Regions from separate parts of the Mus musculus genome. Here region 1 is linked to region 2. A link is a loop called in an ENCODE intact Hi-C map of the cell type or tissue named here. Cell type or tissue: heart. All regions are shown on one strand. Each heading gives the region's core, and the rest is flanking DNA. Links, peaks and the distances in the headings are about the cores only.

What was found. A loop is a pair of places that touch in the nucleus more often than their neighbours do. Peaks named below come from ENCODE experiments on the same cell type or tissue, not always from the same donor. Only the 100,000 strongest peaks of a DNase experiment are listed, where the experiment ranks them.
Region 1: a loop joins it to region 2, with 7 times the contacts of the local background. A loop is called at or near these places in 8 of 42 quality-filtered maps.

Annotation. Positions count from the first base shown.
Region 1 is chr16:84,951,512-84,959,404 of GRCm38, reverse strand. App (amyloid beta (A4) precursor protein) reads left to right here. Exons shown (of 18, transcript NM_001198823.1): 18 at 3,973-4,969. The coding sequence ends at 4,074. Among named protein-coding and RNA genes, the nearest start is that of Gm10791, 17 kb to the left of the region's middle. In heart, for the core only: no CTCF peak of the experiment used is centred there; DNase peaks (open chromatin) are centred at 2,014 and 3,764; H3K4me3 peaks cover 287 bases; H3K27ac peaks cover 251 bases.
Region 2 is chr16:85,431,550-85,439,442 of GRCm38, reverse strand. No RefSeq gene overlaps it. Among named protein-coding and RNA genes, the nearest start is that of Gm41483, 110 kb to the right of the region's middle. In heart, for the core only: a CTCF peak has its summit at 3,802 (motif pointing right); no DNase peak of the experiment used is centred there.

The sequences.
Region 1 (7,893 bases), core at 908-5,907, 480 kb after region 2:
TGGAACCCATCTCCTGTGTGTGCTGAAGAAACGCTGCACGTACGTGGAAATGACACTATTCCCGGCTCTACTTCATTTCCTTCATGGATGAGCAGACCTCATTCATGTCAGTAAGAACAAAAAGGGGCAACGAATGGACCGAGTGTCCCGGTCACTCAAGGCCACGTCTTTGTATTTTTCCATCACCTGGGCATGGTGGAAGCATGTGTCTCCTGAGTATCTCTTGTCCTCACAATGAAAGACTCCCATGGGTCACAAAGTAGCAAGCCTAGGAAAACTGTGGAGGGAAATGTGGGCATTCAAAGAAGCCTAGTGGCTATTATTATTATTATCATTTATTATTATTTTTGATACAGTAAATAGCCATCAGGCATGAGCAGTTGGTTTGGATTTTTTAAATATTTTTTATTACATATTTTCCTCAATTACATTTCCAATGCTATCCCAAAAGTCTCCCTTACCCTCCCCCCCACTTCCCTACCCACCCATTCCCATTTTTTTGGCCCTGGCATTCCCCTGTACTGGGGCATATAAAGTTTGCAAGTCCAATGGGCCTCTCTTTCCAGTGATGGCCGACTAGGCCATCTTTTGATACACATGCAGCTAGAGTCAAGAGCTCCGGGGTACTGGATAGTTCATAATGTTGCACCTACAGGGTTGCAGATCTCTTTAGCTCCTTGGGTACTTTCTCTAGCTCCTCCATTGGGGGCCCTGTGATCCATCCAATAGCTGACTGTGAGCATCCACTTCTGTGTTTGCTAGGCCCCGGCATAGTCTCACAAGAGACAGCTACATCTGGGTCCTTTCGATAAAATCTTGCTAGTGTATGCAATGGTGTCAGCGTTTGGAAGCTGATTATGGGGTAGATCTCTGGATATGGCAGTCTCTAGATGGTCCATCCTTTCGTCTCAGCTCCAAACTTTGTAACTCCTTGTGGTTTGGATTTTTAATACCTAAGAAGTAAATATTAATTTAACGATTTGCTTAACATGATGCCAAAGGTTCATTCTGCCAGGAAGGCTTCCTACTTTAGTAACAGCTATCATGGCCCTTGAGTATTGCCTCCTGAACATGCCCACAATTTCAGTCTGTTGCTAGAGGCACACAGTGGTCACAGAGGGATTGGCACAGTCCTCGAGGTAGCTTTGAGGGCCCTTGCTAGGAGGAAGGCTCATCCTTGTTCTTTGTTTAGCCGGAGGTTTCTCCCCAGACATGAATATTCACTTCCAGAATTCAAGACGATTGGGGATTAAAAGATGCCATTTGGACTCTTCTCCTCGGGTGCCTTTAAAAGCAATCTATTCGGAAGCCCAGAGCCCTGTGAACACTGAGGGCTAAGCTGTCCCCATGGCAGGAATCGTGAACCCCTTCTGCTTCCCAGCAGCAAAGGGCATGGAGGATTAGCACGCAAAGCAAACCAAGAAAAGACAGGGAATTGAGATGCCCGGACTGAGTCCGCTCTCGGAGCCTTGGATCTCCGGTGGGGCTCCCTTGAGCATTTATTTTGGAGTTTGAAGTCAGAAAACTAAATAACAGTACTAAACACGAAGGTGCTCTGCTGTTCTTGGAAAATGCAGAAGACTGTTGGCAGGCAGCTCGAGAGCCGCTGCCCCTCCTCGAGGTATAGACACACTAAGAAACAGCAGCTACATGCTTGATCTCCAAAGCAAGTTTATTTATTTATTTTTTTAATTCCCTTATTTGACATTTCAGTTATGGGGTCCTAGAGAGTGGAGAAAATGGCCAGGTTCAAGTGGCACAGGATTGCAGACAGGCTTGTCTCTAGCAAGCCGAACAGGAGGGTGACTGAATGCTCTCACTTTGGGGAGTTAATCTGTAGAGAGAAGGCATTTTAGCTTGCAAGCCTGTCGCCAATTAAATCGAGGTGACCTCATTTGTTGACAGCAGAGCAGATCACAGCAAACAGGAGGAGATGGGAAAAACACCTGTGTGTTTCTCCCAAGGGGCAGTGATGCTGAGCAGTGTTCTCTGAGTGCTAGCTCCTGGGTAGGCCTTGGTATAAGAGGAAAACACCCAGGCCCTTACTGGAGTGACCTGGAGACTGGACTGCAGGCAACTCTCACAGGAGGGAAGATGCGAGCAGCTCCCATCTGGATCCCACCTCGTGCAGATGGGAGGAGTCAGGGCGGATGAGCAGAAGGAAATGTCCCAGGACCTAAGGGCAGGGCAGCTCCTATTCCCACTGCCTTTGACTGTGTCCTGAAGTCTGTCCTGAAGTCTGTCTCGTGCCCAGCCTAAAAAGGACTAACTAGTTCTCTGAAGTGGGGTCACACCCAATGGCCATGAAGGAATTCATCTCTACAAGGCTCTCCACCTGAATTACTCCTTAGGTGGGACTAGGCGTGATCTGTGTGTATCATATGATCTATGTGTATCATACCACATGTCTGTCCATCACCTGGTAGGTAGGGCAGCACTGGCACCATGCATATCTGCCCCCCCCTTGTTGTTTTAGGAGCCACCATAACAGTAAGACAGTTGTGCAGGGTCTGAACTGTGCCACACTGGCAGTAGGCGGGGTGGGGGCAGGGGACAGAGACAAAGAGAAAGCTGGGGAATTGCCAGACATCATTTGACAGTGCTCAGCAATGGGAACTAGAGACCTCTGAAAAATGAGGCTGCAAGCTCCATTCAGTCCAGGACAGAATAAGAAATATCCCTGTGAAATGAATCCCATAGAACACACCTTAACTTTTCTGTGGGAAACATGGTTTATGCTATGTGCATACGGACAGAGTCCTCTCGTCTTCCAACGCGGCTTTACAGAGGCTTGGAGCTCATATTAATCCAGCAGACTCAAGCAAGCACCTCCTCTTCTCCTCACTGGGAGAGGTAGGACAAATATAGAAACAAGAAAAGCCATTAGCTACTGTAGAGAGATGTGTGCCCCGCACAGTCTGCAGAGACTAACACCTGCCCGGCTCTCCGTGACAATGGCTGAGGCAGATTATGTTTACCGTGCCGACCTGATCTTACAGCTGAAGCCTGCTGTAGAGCTCTGGCCTGGCGGAAATGAGGCCTGAATGCAACCCCCAGGACTACAAATCCTGTATGTGTAGGATGAATGGGTAGGTGGGTGGATGGATGGATGAGTGGATGGAAGGATGGATCGACAGACAGACAGATATGTATGTATGTATGTATGTATGTATGTATGTATGTATGTATAATTAGGATAGTGTGTCTATACAGTTTCCCTTTTTGTGTCAAGTAATACCCCCCTTTTTTCAAATTTTTATTAGATAATTTTTTCATTTACACTTCAAATGCTATCCCAAAAGTCCCCTATACCCTACCCCTGGTAATACACCTTTTATATACATACACTCACACACACACAGACACACACATACATCCATATATGTTACCTTTATTTATACCCCTTTTATATGTGTATGTGTGTATATATATACATATATATATATATATATATGTATATATATAATAAAAGACATATACATACATGTGTGTGTGTGTGTGTATCTTTTATTTAATAGGCTCTCAAAACTCTCATTAACATTTCTACAGAGATAAATGTACTTCGAAATGGCAGCAGATACCTGGGGCCCCACAAAGCGGAGTGTTATATTCTGCACAGATCTAAGCGTCACTCACAGTCATTCACAGTGCGGCTTTGTGAGATGTTCTTTCTCCTTCACCATCCCACAAACTCCAGTGCTGGCTGTTTCAGCCAATGTGCCCTGTGCAGACCCGAGTACTCGCCTCAAGAATTTCAGCACCACCTAGTGGCCAGATGCAGCATCGGCGTAAGCCATTGGCTCTGCCACGTGGTGTCAGAAGTTGGGGCTAAAGCTGATAAATCACGGTTGTTAAGTACTTTGGGGGCAAAGAAAAGAACTGCACACCGTGTCCTGTTACTGCCTACGAGTACTGTGCTCCTTTAAAGTCCTCGGTCTATTTTAAACCCGGATCTCTGTACCTGCTTTCTAGGTCGACGCCGCCGTGACCCCAGAGGAGCGCCATCTCTCCAAGATGCAGCAGAACGGATATGAGAATCCAACTTACAAGTTCTTTGAGCAAATGCAGAACTAAGCCCCACCCGCGCCACAGCAGCGGCCTCTGAACTTGGACAGCGAAACCATTGCTTCACTACCCATCGGTGTTCATTTATAAAATAACGTGGAAAGAAACAAACCCTTCCGTTTATTTACTCACCCTCGGCTTTTGACAGCTGTGCTGTAACACAAGTAGATGCCTGAACTTGAATTAATATACAAATCAGTAATGTATTCTCGCTTTCTCTCTTTACATTCTGGTCTCTACATTACATGATTCATGGGTTTTGTGTACTGTAAAAAAAAAAATTAGCTGTATCAAACTAGTGCATGAATAGATTCTCTCCTAATTATTTATCACATACATAGCCCCTTAGCCCGTTGTATATTATTCTTGTGGTTTGTGGCCCGGAAAAAACTCCTACTTGAAATATGCTTTAAAAATCGATGGGGGATGCTTCTTGTGAACGTGGGCGTCTAGCTGCTTCTCCTACGTATTCTTTTCCTGATCACTATGCATTTTGAACATTTTTTTAAGTATTCCAAATGACTTAGAAAATTCTTTTTCCATGACTGCATCTTACTGTACAGATTGCTGCTTCTGCTCTCTTTGTGATATAGGAATAAGAGGATACACATTGATTTCTTTGTGCCTGTTTTATGTGCACACATTAGGCATTGAGAATTTGAACATTTTTTTTGTCCATGTATCTTTGGATCTTTGATAAAAAAAAATTAAAAAAAAATTATCCCTGTTCATCATAAGCACTTTTACGGGTGGGGGGAGGGAGTGTTCTGCTGGTCTCCAATTACCAAGAATTCTCCAAAAATTAATTTTCTGCAGGATGATTGTACAGAATCATTGCTTATGCCATGATAGCTTTCTACACTGTATTACATAAATAAATTAAATAAAATAACTCCAGGCAAGACGTTTCTTTGAAGGGTGATTGTGTGGGAGGGAAAAGGCAAGATCCCTGCATTTATCAACCCAAGGCGCTTCGTTTAATAATACTGACAGAGAATGAAAAGCCAGGAAGAGAGTAAGAGGGAAGAGAGGGCACCCTGAGACACCCCTGAGGGTTTGTATAAAATTGTGTTTTCATAGGAATACCTTAGACTGGTATGATTGTATGGTGAGAGTTTATTGCTTAGTCATCTAGACCCGTGAGAACACCTCATCTGGTCACTCACACCTAACCTGTGAGTCTGATGAGGAAATTGTGGGCGCACACAGCTCTTAGTGCTGGTAAACTAACTGGTGGAGTTTGTTGTTTTTAAAAGGCTGTGCTTCCCTGGCTTGGTTCTTCCTTTCTGTCTTAGTCAGGGTTTGTATTCCTGCACAAAACATCATGGCCAAGAAGCAAGTTGGGGAGGAAAGGGTTTATTCAGCTTACACTTCCACATTGCTCTTTTGTTTATCACCAAAGGAAGTCAGGACAGGAACTCACACAGGGCAGGAACTTGGAGGCAGGAGCTGATGCAGAGGCCATGGAGGATGCTGCTTACTGGCTTGCTTCCCCTGGCTTGCTCAGTTTGCTTTCTTATAGAACCCAAGACTACCAGTCCAGGGATGGCACCACCCACAATGGGCCCTCCCCCCTTGATCACAATAATTGAGAAAATGCCTTACAGCTAGATCGCATGGAGGCATTTCCTTGAGGGAGGCTCCTTTCTCTATGATAACTCCAGCTTGTGTCAAGTTGACACACAAAAACTAACAGGTTCCAAATGTGAAACACACACACACACACACACACACACAAACAAAACAAAAACAGAGAAAAGCTGTAGAGTTTTGATTTGGGGGTTTTGTTTTTTGTTTTGTTTTGTTTTGTTTTGTTTTTCGCTTTCAAGCTAGGGTCTCAAGTATCCCAATCTAACCTTTAACTCATGTAGCCAAAGATGGCCTTATCCTCCTGATGGTCCTGCCTCTACCTTGCAAATATTGGGACTGCAGCATGCGCCATCGTGCCCTGTGTATATGAAGTGCTGGGATTTGACTTCAAGGCTCCCTGTATGCTAAGTAAGTTCTCTACCAAGTGAGCTACATCCCCAGGCCCTGGAAATGATGGGTAGAGCAGCTGATAGTCTGCAGCAAGCTCTGGACCTGGGCACTCCCCACATTTTTGGGGGAGTCACTCTTATTCGTGGGGATACGAACGTTCTAGGATATTTAACCGCATCCGCCTGATTCTAACCAGAAATGTCTCCCGAGCTGTATGATGTCTCACACGCCTGTGACTCCAGTGCTTGGGAGGGAAGCAAGAGACCAGGCCTGCCTGGAAAACAGGGTGAGATCCTGTCTCAAAGAGTGAGAAGCAGAAGTGTTTCCAGAAGACGTTCTCCAACACCAGAAGACGGATCAAGTGTCCAGATCCTGCCAAACATCTCTTACGGAAGCGAGTTACAAACCACTGATCTATAAACAGTATTTTGACCTTTATATTATGTGGCATGTGTTGTATATGATACAATGAACGTGCGTTTGAGTTTCAAAGGACTACTGGCTGGGAAGTGTGTGCCTTCCACTCTGTGTGGTCTGGAATCAGACTCAAGTCATCAGGCTTGGCAGCAAGTACTTTTACCCACTGAGCCTTCCTACCATCCTTCATTTTAGCTTAATGGCCTGTGCACACAACCTTTTATTGAGGATGCTTGTATTAATTCCAGCTGCTATAAGAATAAACAATAGACAAAGACTAAATGTCTAAACTTCACATTTTTCTATTCTATCAGGGAAGAAGATTGTGATGGCCGTGTTTGGGTTCTAGAAGAGACTTCTTCCTAGCTTGCACCTGACCGACTCCTCACATGATGGTGAGGGAAGTCTCTAGTGCTTCATCTTCCTTGGGTGTTAACCCCATCTTGAGACCTGACCTGACCTAGCCCTAGGCACTTCCCAAACATCCCATCTCTACATGTCATCATTGAGAACTGGGGTTTCAATGTAAATTTAAATCCAGCTGCTCTTCCAAATGTCAGGGAGCACATTGTTCCTCCTTTATTGTCCTGTATCTCAAGAACGTAGGGATCAGCCAAACACTTGTACCATGTGCTAGAGTCATGGTGGCACACAGCTTGTGGGAGTAACCAGCCAATAACTGATTTGATTTAAGGCCCTCTCCACAGGGTGTAAGAGACCAGATAGCCTTGGGACCTAGGGGAAGAACAAATAATAATGGTCTTTTAAAAAGAACAAAAAAGTGATAATGAATCAGCCAAGCACCTTTTAGCTTTACATCACAATATTTTAAACGATGTTTCAGTATACCACTATAGTATGGACAAACTGGGTGGAAACACCTGAGGGTTAAATTTTTCACAGAAGAATTAGGTGTGACTACACCGAAAACACAGGACAAATTGTGAGAATAAGATATTATCATTTTGCCTGGCCTAGTGAGAGGTGATAGGATAATTCTAAGACATTTACATCTAGTACATTTCTACTGATGTCAACGAAATTGAAAGCTGACTCCCATACATAGTTATGTATGACACTTAAAGTCCAGGCCAGCCTTCAGTTGTAGTGACCGTAAGTTTTAGTTTAATTTTTTAATTTTTCCCCAAGGAGGTAAGATTTGAAAGTGTGGTGTGACTTTCCCACAGGAGACATAAGCAAACATCTATCCCAGAGAGATCATCAAGAACAAAGAAATAATTTTCCTGAAGTCTAACGGCAAACATTGTGTTTATTGGGATTACCACGGGGGAAATGGATGGAGCACTAGTTACAGAGGCATGGTTGACTCAAGAGTAGCTATATCACCAAAAGGCCCACCTCTGAGGAAAGATGCAACCAGCTCTCTGCAGGCTCCTCTCTCCCCAACAGTGTGCTCGTATAACCTTGAGA
Region 2 (7,893 bases), core at 1,163-6,162:
CAACTATGTCTTACCCAAGTCACTGTTACATGCCACTGCCTCGCAGGGACATAGGCAAAATACCCATTGTTCAACCCAGGATATATTTTTAACCTAATAGCAACCTACATTCTACTCCAAGAAAGGCTATATTTTATTGTTGGTGAGAAGGAACTTGCAATGTGTGGATAACTAAGGTGTTGGATTATGCATAGCTGATATAGAATATTTTTGGATCTTTGTTAGGGGAAATTCCAGCACAGCGGTGCTGTTTCCTGATACCAGATTTGATGGATGCTTTTGGGAATGGGTTTAAGTGAATTAGGTCCTGTAACTGTAAGACGGTATTAAAATTAAAATATTAAAAGCCACATTTCTACTTACATTAGGAAGAACAAAAAATGAAATTTAGTAAAATAAATCAATTGGTAAAGTGACATCTCTGGGAATAAATCTCAAAATAAAATTAGTGGATTCCACACAAGATAATGGCCTCTTCCTATAAAGTTTCCAAAAAGTAAGCCTTGGACATCTGCAGATACCTTCTCCAAGATCCTGGACTTTCTTCTTATTTCATGTCTTTTAATTTTAATCCAGAGCTTTCTTTGTACTGGACCTTGTGACCAGAGTTACAGCAGCAGCAGCAGCAGCAGCAGCAGCAGCAGCAGCAGCAGCAACAACAACAAAAACAACAACAAAAAACTAGTCATGGTATTTTGACTCACAGAAATAGAGCAGTCTACAGAATAATCACTAAACAGTTCATTCAAGTTCAGTTACAGGAAGTGCTGTGAAGACCTGTTTATTATATAGAGTTGAATGGGAGGGAGGGTTACAGCATATAACTGAGCAATTAGGCCAGTTATTACATACAGATAAAACAATGCAGTTTCAAACCATTGTCTCCAAAGTAAGAGTGGCAAAAACCTGGAGTTGGGGTGTTAGTGGTTAGTGATCTGAGAGCTGGGACCTAGTAGGAAGGAAGGTGTTCTCTGGGCATCTTCTATACTCAGAAGATGCTAAAGCTAGTCTCACAGAATCAAGCTTCACCTTTTGAGTGGGTTGTTATTGGGGTATCTGGACCATACATAGACTGCTCTGCAGGCAGCTAGCTCCCCTTTCTCAAAGTCTTTTCCATCTTGTGATTCAGTCAAGAGGCAATCAATTCCACATTGTTTAGACGGCAGAGCTACCAGAATGTAAGCCAAATAAACTTCATTTCTTTCTTTCCATTAATTTTACAACACAATCAAACCCCCTCTCTCCTTCCAGTTCATCACTCAGATGTCCTCTTCCCCTACCCCACCTTCCCCTTCACCTCTGAGAATAATGAGGTCCCTACTAGGTTCCAACTCCCTCTGGCACCTCAAGCCATTGGATGACTAGATACATCCTCTCCCTCTGAGGCCAGACAAAACAGCCAAGTTAGGGTACCAGGATCCACAGGCAGACAACAGAGTTAGGGTAAGCCAATGCTCCAGTTGTTGGGGGACCCACATAAAGACCAAGATGTATATCTACTTCATCTGTATGGGAGGTCTAGATCTAGTCCATGCTGGCTTTGGTTGGTGGTTTGGTTTCTGGGAGCCCCAAAGGGTCCAGGTTATTAACTCTGCTGGTCTTCTTATGGAGTCCATATTCTTCCAGTTCTTCAGTCTTTCTCCCAAGTCTTTCACGAGAGCTCCCTGAGCTCTGTCTAATGTTTAGTTGTGGGTCTTTTCATCTGTTTCAGTCGGCTGTTGGGTGAGGACAGTCATGCTAGACTCCTATATTCAAGCCTAACAAAGTATCATTAATATTGCCAGGGATCAGTTCTTGAGCTCCCCCCCCCCCCCAGATTTCACGCTGTGCCAGTCATTGGTTGGCCATTCCCTCAGTCTCTGTGCCACCATTGTCCCTGCTCTGCTTGTAGGTAGAACAAATTCTGGGTAGAAATTTTGTTGGGTGGGTTGATGTCCTTATTCCTACACTAGAAGTTCTGACAGGCCACAGAAGGTGGCCACTTTAGGTTCTATATCGTCCATCGCTAGGGGTCTCAGCTAGAGTCACCCTTATAGACTCCCTGGAGCTTCCCTCCATTCCAGATCGCTGGCATGTCCTAGAGATGTCTTCCTACCCCCACTCCCACTGATTTCCATTTGCTTTCCCAGTCTTCTATTCCCAGCTCTTCCACATCTGATTCCCCCTTAGACATTTTGATCAGAAAATGTACTAAGACACATACATGTATCATGGATGAAGAGGATCCATGTACATACACTTCCAAGACCCTAATGGCAAAATGCTGTTTTATTTACTTTAGCACCATGTTCTAAACCTGACAGTTCTTCTCTTGTTATTGTTTACCATCAGTGAATAATGACACTTTCTGTGTTGCTCATGTTATCTGTTGATTATAAAGCGATAGCGTGTTGCTGGTTGTTGTGGGTGGATGGATGCTTACTTTTACCAAGGGATTATCTATTTTACAGTTTACAAAAGATGTACAGAGGTTGAAACCAGACCAGCAAGATACCTCAGTAGGTAATAATAATGCCTGCTGTCAAGCCTGATCCTAGTGAGTTAAGTTTAATCTCCAGATCCCACAAGATGGTAGAGGAAAACCGACTTCCCAACATTGGCTCTGATAAGCCCACTCATGCTTTGCTACTCGATTCACACATACACACACACACACACACACACACACACACATTCACACACACACACCAGTAAGTAAATAAATTGAACTAAACTATCAGTTGAGCAAACAAAGAAGAGCTTCAAGTACTACGTAAACCAATCTTTACCAACATTCTTTGGTTCATTCAACAAGTCCTGACTGAGAATCTTGTGTATGTCACCTGTGTCTTGCAGGCTCTGTGGATCCCTCAGAGAGCAAAACTCCTTAGCACTTCATTCTAATAAGAAGGATGAAAGATAAAAGAAAAAGCATTACATCTATTGTGAAAAATCTCTGAGGATCAAAAAGCAAGGATGAAGAAAGGAGAATGGGTTCATTGTAAAGAGCAGCAGGTTATGTTTCAAAGGAAACTGTGGAGACTTTCACTGCTGTAATCATTAAGCAGAGAACTAAAGGTGAGGAGGAGGCATGGGGTGCAAGAGCCCAGAGGAAGAGAGAGCAGCACGTGCTCAGGCCTGAGGCAGGGACACAGTGAGCTCATTTAAAGAAGAGCAAGAAAACTTTTATACTGGTGAAGAATAAATGGAACAAAATGAAGAACAATACAACATCAGAATGGCAAGGACTTAAAAGTTTACTGTGTGGGAAATGGAAAAAATATCAATGGAGAATATTGAAACAAGTGAAATAAGTAGAAGATAGATGATGGTAAATAAGTAGATTGATGGATACCTAATAGATAGATAGATAGATAGATAGATAGATAGATAGATAATATGTAGATGATAGATAGACAGAAAGATAGATGTTAGATAATAGGTGATAGACAGATAGATGATAGATAGATAGATAGATAGATAGATAGATAGATAGATAGATGATAGATAGATAGATAGATGATAGATAGATAGATAGATAGATAGATAGATAGATAGATAGATAGATAGATAGATGACAGATAGATAGATAGATAGATGACAGATTGCTTTAGTTAGGGTTTCTATTGTTGTAAAGAGACACCATGACCTAGACAACTCTTAAAAAGACAACATTTAATAGGGACTGGCTTACAGTTTCAGAGGTTCAGTCCATTATCATCATGACATGAAGCATGGCAGTGTGCGAGTAGACATGGTCCTGCAGAAGCTGAGAGTAAGACATCTTAATCCAAAGGCAACCAGGAGAGACTGTCTTCCACGGGCCTCCAGTAGGGGGCTCTCTTCCACACTGGGCAGAGCCTGAGCATAGGACCTGAAAGTCAATCCCCACAATGATACAATTCCTCCAAGGCCACACCTCCTAGTAGTTCCTAATAGTGCCATTCCCCATGAACCAGGCATATTCAAACTACCACATAGATGATAGATAGATAGATAGATAGATAGATAGATAGATAGATAGATAGATAGATAGATAGATAGATAGATATGAATCTATTACTAGTAATGTGTTCAGTTCAGATGACAAAATTGGAAAATGTAATCCTTAGCATTTGTGAATTGTCCTTCAAATGCTAATGGACTTCCATTTATTTACCCTTGTTCTCACAGATTTGCTTGATAAATAGAAAGAGAAGAGTATATGCTGGTAGGGAAGGCATGTGTGTGTGTGTGTGTGTGTGTGTGTGTGTGTGTACATACGTACATCATCCAGCATTAAAATTCCAATGCCTAAGACTAGTTTCAAAAAAGTGTTTTGTGTGTTTTCATTTTTTAAAAAATCTTAAGGGGAACTGAGGAGGTAGCTCTGTCATAGAGCTACTTGCCCAGTGTGTGTAAGGCATGGATTCCATATATTCTGAGGCAAAAAGAAATGAAGAAGGAAGAAAGGGGGAGAGAAGAGGGAGGGGGGAAGAAAAAAAGACATTTTGTTAGGCTTTAGTCTCCGAAACGTCAGCAGCCTGGGGTTGAGTGCGTCTGGCCTCTGTCTGTGGTTCTACCTGAGCTTCTGCTCGATGGTGGTCAGTTTGCTCTGAAATAGAAACACACAGTTGGTTCCCTTCATAGTGTGAGTGGCAGATGGGGATAATACAATTCATGTCAGATAAGATCAAAGTGAGGGCCAATAAGTCTGTGTTTCTTATGAATGTCTGAGTCGAATATTTTTAACCAGTTGTCTCTTACAATCAAGATATAACTTTGCCCCCTTATTTCATGAAAACATGGATTGTGAGATATTTAATATCCTTTGTGTATATATTTGAGCATTTATAAAGCAAAACTGGAAAGTTCTGTTGACTGTGCACTGCTGCCCTGCCCAGTGATCATAACACCAGCAAAAATGACTGGTAGTAGGTCTACAGTTTATACAACAGCAGCCAAGGAAGCAGAAGCCTAAGATTCCTTGAGAGCTCATAAAGACTTGGGAAAGCCACTATGGACAATGGGGTCAGAACTGTACATTTGCACTGTTGCTGAGGGACTTGGGCAAGCAGCCTGGATGTTATACCAAGGTTATAAGACCCACTAGACAAAAGTGCTTCCAATTGCTCTAGTCCACTCCTCCCAGATACATAGTTAGTGTGAACTGTTGTGATACTTTGCTGTGGGTATCACTTTTTCTCTCAGGCTCAGCACATACAGGACTCAGCCTCAGCTATCCCTTGAACTGTGTTCATCTTTGTCACAGGACTTTTATAAAATTAGAACCTGTCTCAGTTTGGGTTTTATTGCTGGGAGGAGACATGACCAAGGCATCACTTACAGAGGCAAACATTCAGTTGGGCCTGGCTTATCATCTCAATGGTTAAATCCATTATCATCACGGCAGGAAGAATGGTAGCATTCAGGCAGAAACAGTGCTGAAGGAGCCAAGAGTTCTACTTCTTGATCCAAAGGCAACAGTAGGAGACGACTTTCCACACTGGGCAGATCCTGAGCATAAGGAGACTACCTACATGGTGACATGCTTCCTCCAACAAGGTCACACCTTTTAATGGTGCCACCCCTATGGCCAAGCATTCAAACACACCAATCCACTCCAGTCAAACTTATTCAAATCATCAACCCAGGACAGGAACAAAATTTGAACGTTTTGTTATCTGCAATAGCTACCTTCCTCTCTGGCTCAGTTGGCCCATGCCCTGTAGCACAACCTCACCATTCAGATGCCTGTAGCAACAAAAGGGTGTCTGGGACAGGGGTCCTCTATTCTGGCATGAGCTCTGCAGGGATTAGTAGAAAGCAGGCAAGAGCTGAATGAGTGGCTGCGTACATATGCATCAGTCTGATGTGAGGTGTAAAACACACTGGGTTCTTCAGAGTAATTATAGATGAAATCAAATCTCTCTTAAACCTCCGAGATGCTGTAGAACCTTACAGAAGTAACAGAATTTCCCAGAGCCTTAGTTTATCTATCTGTGAGATGTAAGCTAAAGAGTGTGGATTATAGTTTTGCTTGTACTTCCAACAGCTATCTGTGATTTTATTTTTTTCTGGCTATGTTTCTCAGGCTCTTCTGGAATTGAAGTGATGGAATTATAGGCCTGGCTGACCCTATCCAGCCATCTGATATTTATTTTGTATCACGTTGGTCTATTTGTGGAGCCTGTTTGTCTGCTTAAGCACTAGTCTATGCTACTCTGGAAGTATCTGTTTGTAGGATGGGCATTTATAATGAATTGACTGAAAGTAAATCAGTCCATACTTCATTGTGTGGGTGGGCCTCGCCTGATCAGTCGAAGATATAGAGGCAAACACCAAGGACTCCTGAGGAAAAAAAAAATTCTAAGATATCCACAAGGAAACCTGGCTGAGTTTTCAACCTCTTGCAGCTGAAGGCACATTTTATACTTGGCAGCCCCAATGATCATATGATCCATTTTCTTAAATGGTCTCACCAGTAGACAAAGAATTACAGGTAGCCAATGGTTCCTGAAAGAAGGCAAATCAGTTCCCTCCATTGATTAGCTCCTTCATATGCTGTCTAATCACGTGTTTGTGTATGTGGTCATCCCTGGACACATATACAGATGAGCAGTATTAAATAAAATCAGTAGATAGTATATACACATATATATGTACAATGAAAATTAAGGAAGAGATGGGGAATAGGGGGGGTCACAGTAGGAGTTGGAGGGCAGGAGTGATATGGATGGAGTGTTCATGTATGAAGTTCTCCAAAAATAAAATGGGGGGGGGGGTGCGGAATACACACATACACAATAGACTCTTCTCTGGGTGTTGTCTGCTCTGATTATTGTATAATAAGGTACACTGTCTGATCTTATTACTTTTTATCAATGGAGAGGATCCATACAATGTAAGAATATCACAAGTGCTCAGGTGTATCCATTGTCTACTCCCTAATAATTATTACAGGACATCTACCCATGAGGCTAGCTCCACATGAAAACTCCTTTGTCCTTTTGTCTTCATGTGGGAATCAAGGAAAGATGAAATGGGAGAACCCACTGCTAGGGACTCCTGTGGAGAAATAACTGCATGTGTTGCTCTAGCTTTTGTCACTGTATGTTCACAGGAGCTGCTCATGACAAAAATAAATAAATAAATAAATAGAATAAAATAATGAAGTCAGTGTGTCATCAGCCAACATTTGACCCAGATCCGGCCCCAAGCAGGGTCTTATTCTACCATAAGAGAGGGCCTTAGTCTGGCTACAGTCACATATTTCAAGGAATAACTCTTGGCCCAGTTTCTGAAAAACCATCACACATCAAGTTCAGGATCAAGCTGTGCTTCGCTTGGGCTCTGGCTTCTAAAAAGCCATAGAGAAAGGGATTTCAAAAATAGCCCTATCAGAAGGATTGCTGGAAAGTGAGGTAAAGGTTTTTCTTTGTTAGTGAATGTGATAAAAATAATTCAGTTCCCCCGACCCCATCACTTCTCGACATGAAACTCCAAAGGAGACTCTCAATCAGAAGTTAGCTCCCTTACCCAACTTCCAAGCTGTCTTATAAGATAGATGGGTGCCGTTCGACTGCCCAATAAACAGAAGTTAATTCTCTCCACACTTGACAACTTCCTATTGTGTGTTCAACTGAGGAAATTTCACTTGGGAAAACACTGATGTAATCACTGCCTAAAGGAACACGGTGGCAGAACTGTGCAGTCAAACTAAATCAATTCAAGAGTTCAGTTTGGTCTGTCTTCTTAATGTTGTGAAAACCAATTTCCTGTCAATAAATATGTGTCTAGACAAGGAGTAGAAGACAGACGCAGGCTGCATCTCTTAGAAGGACAAGACAGCTATGCCTGAAGAGTGCAAAAGCGCAGAGTGTGCTTCTTCACCTCTATGGTTCTATGAACTACAAGAAACAACAGGATAAACTT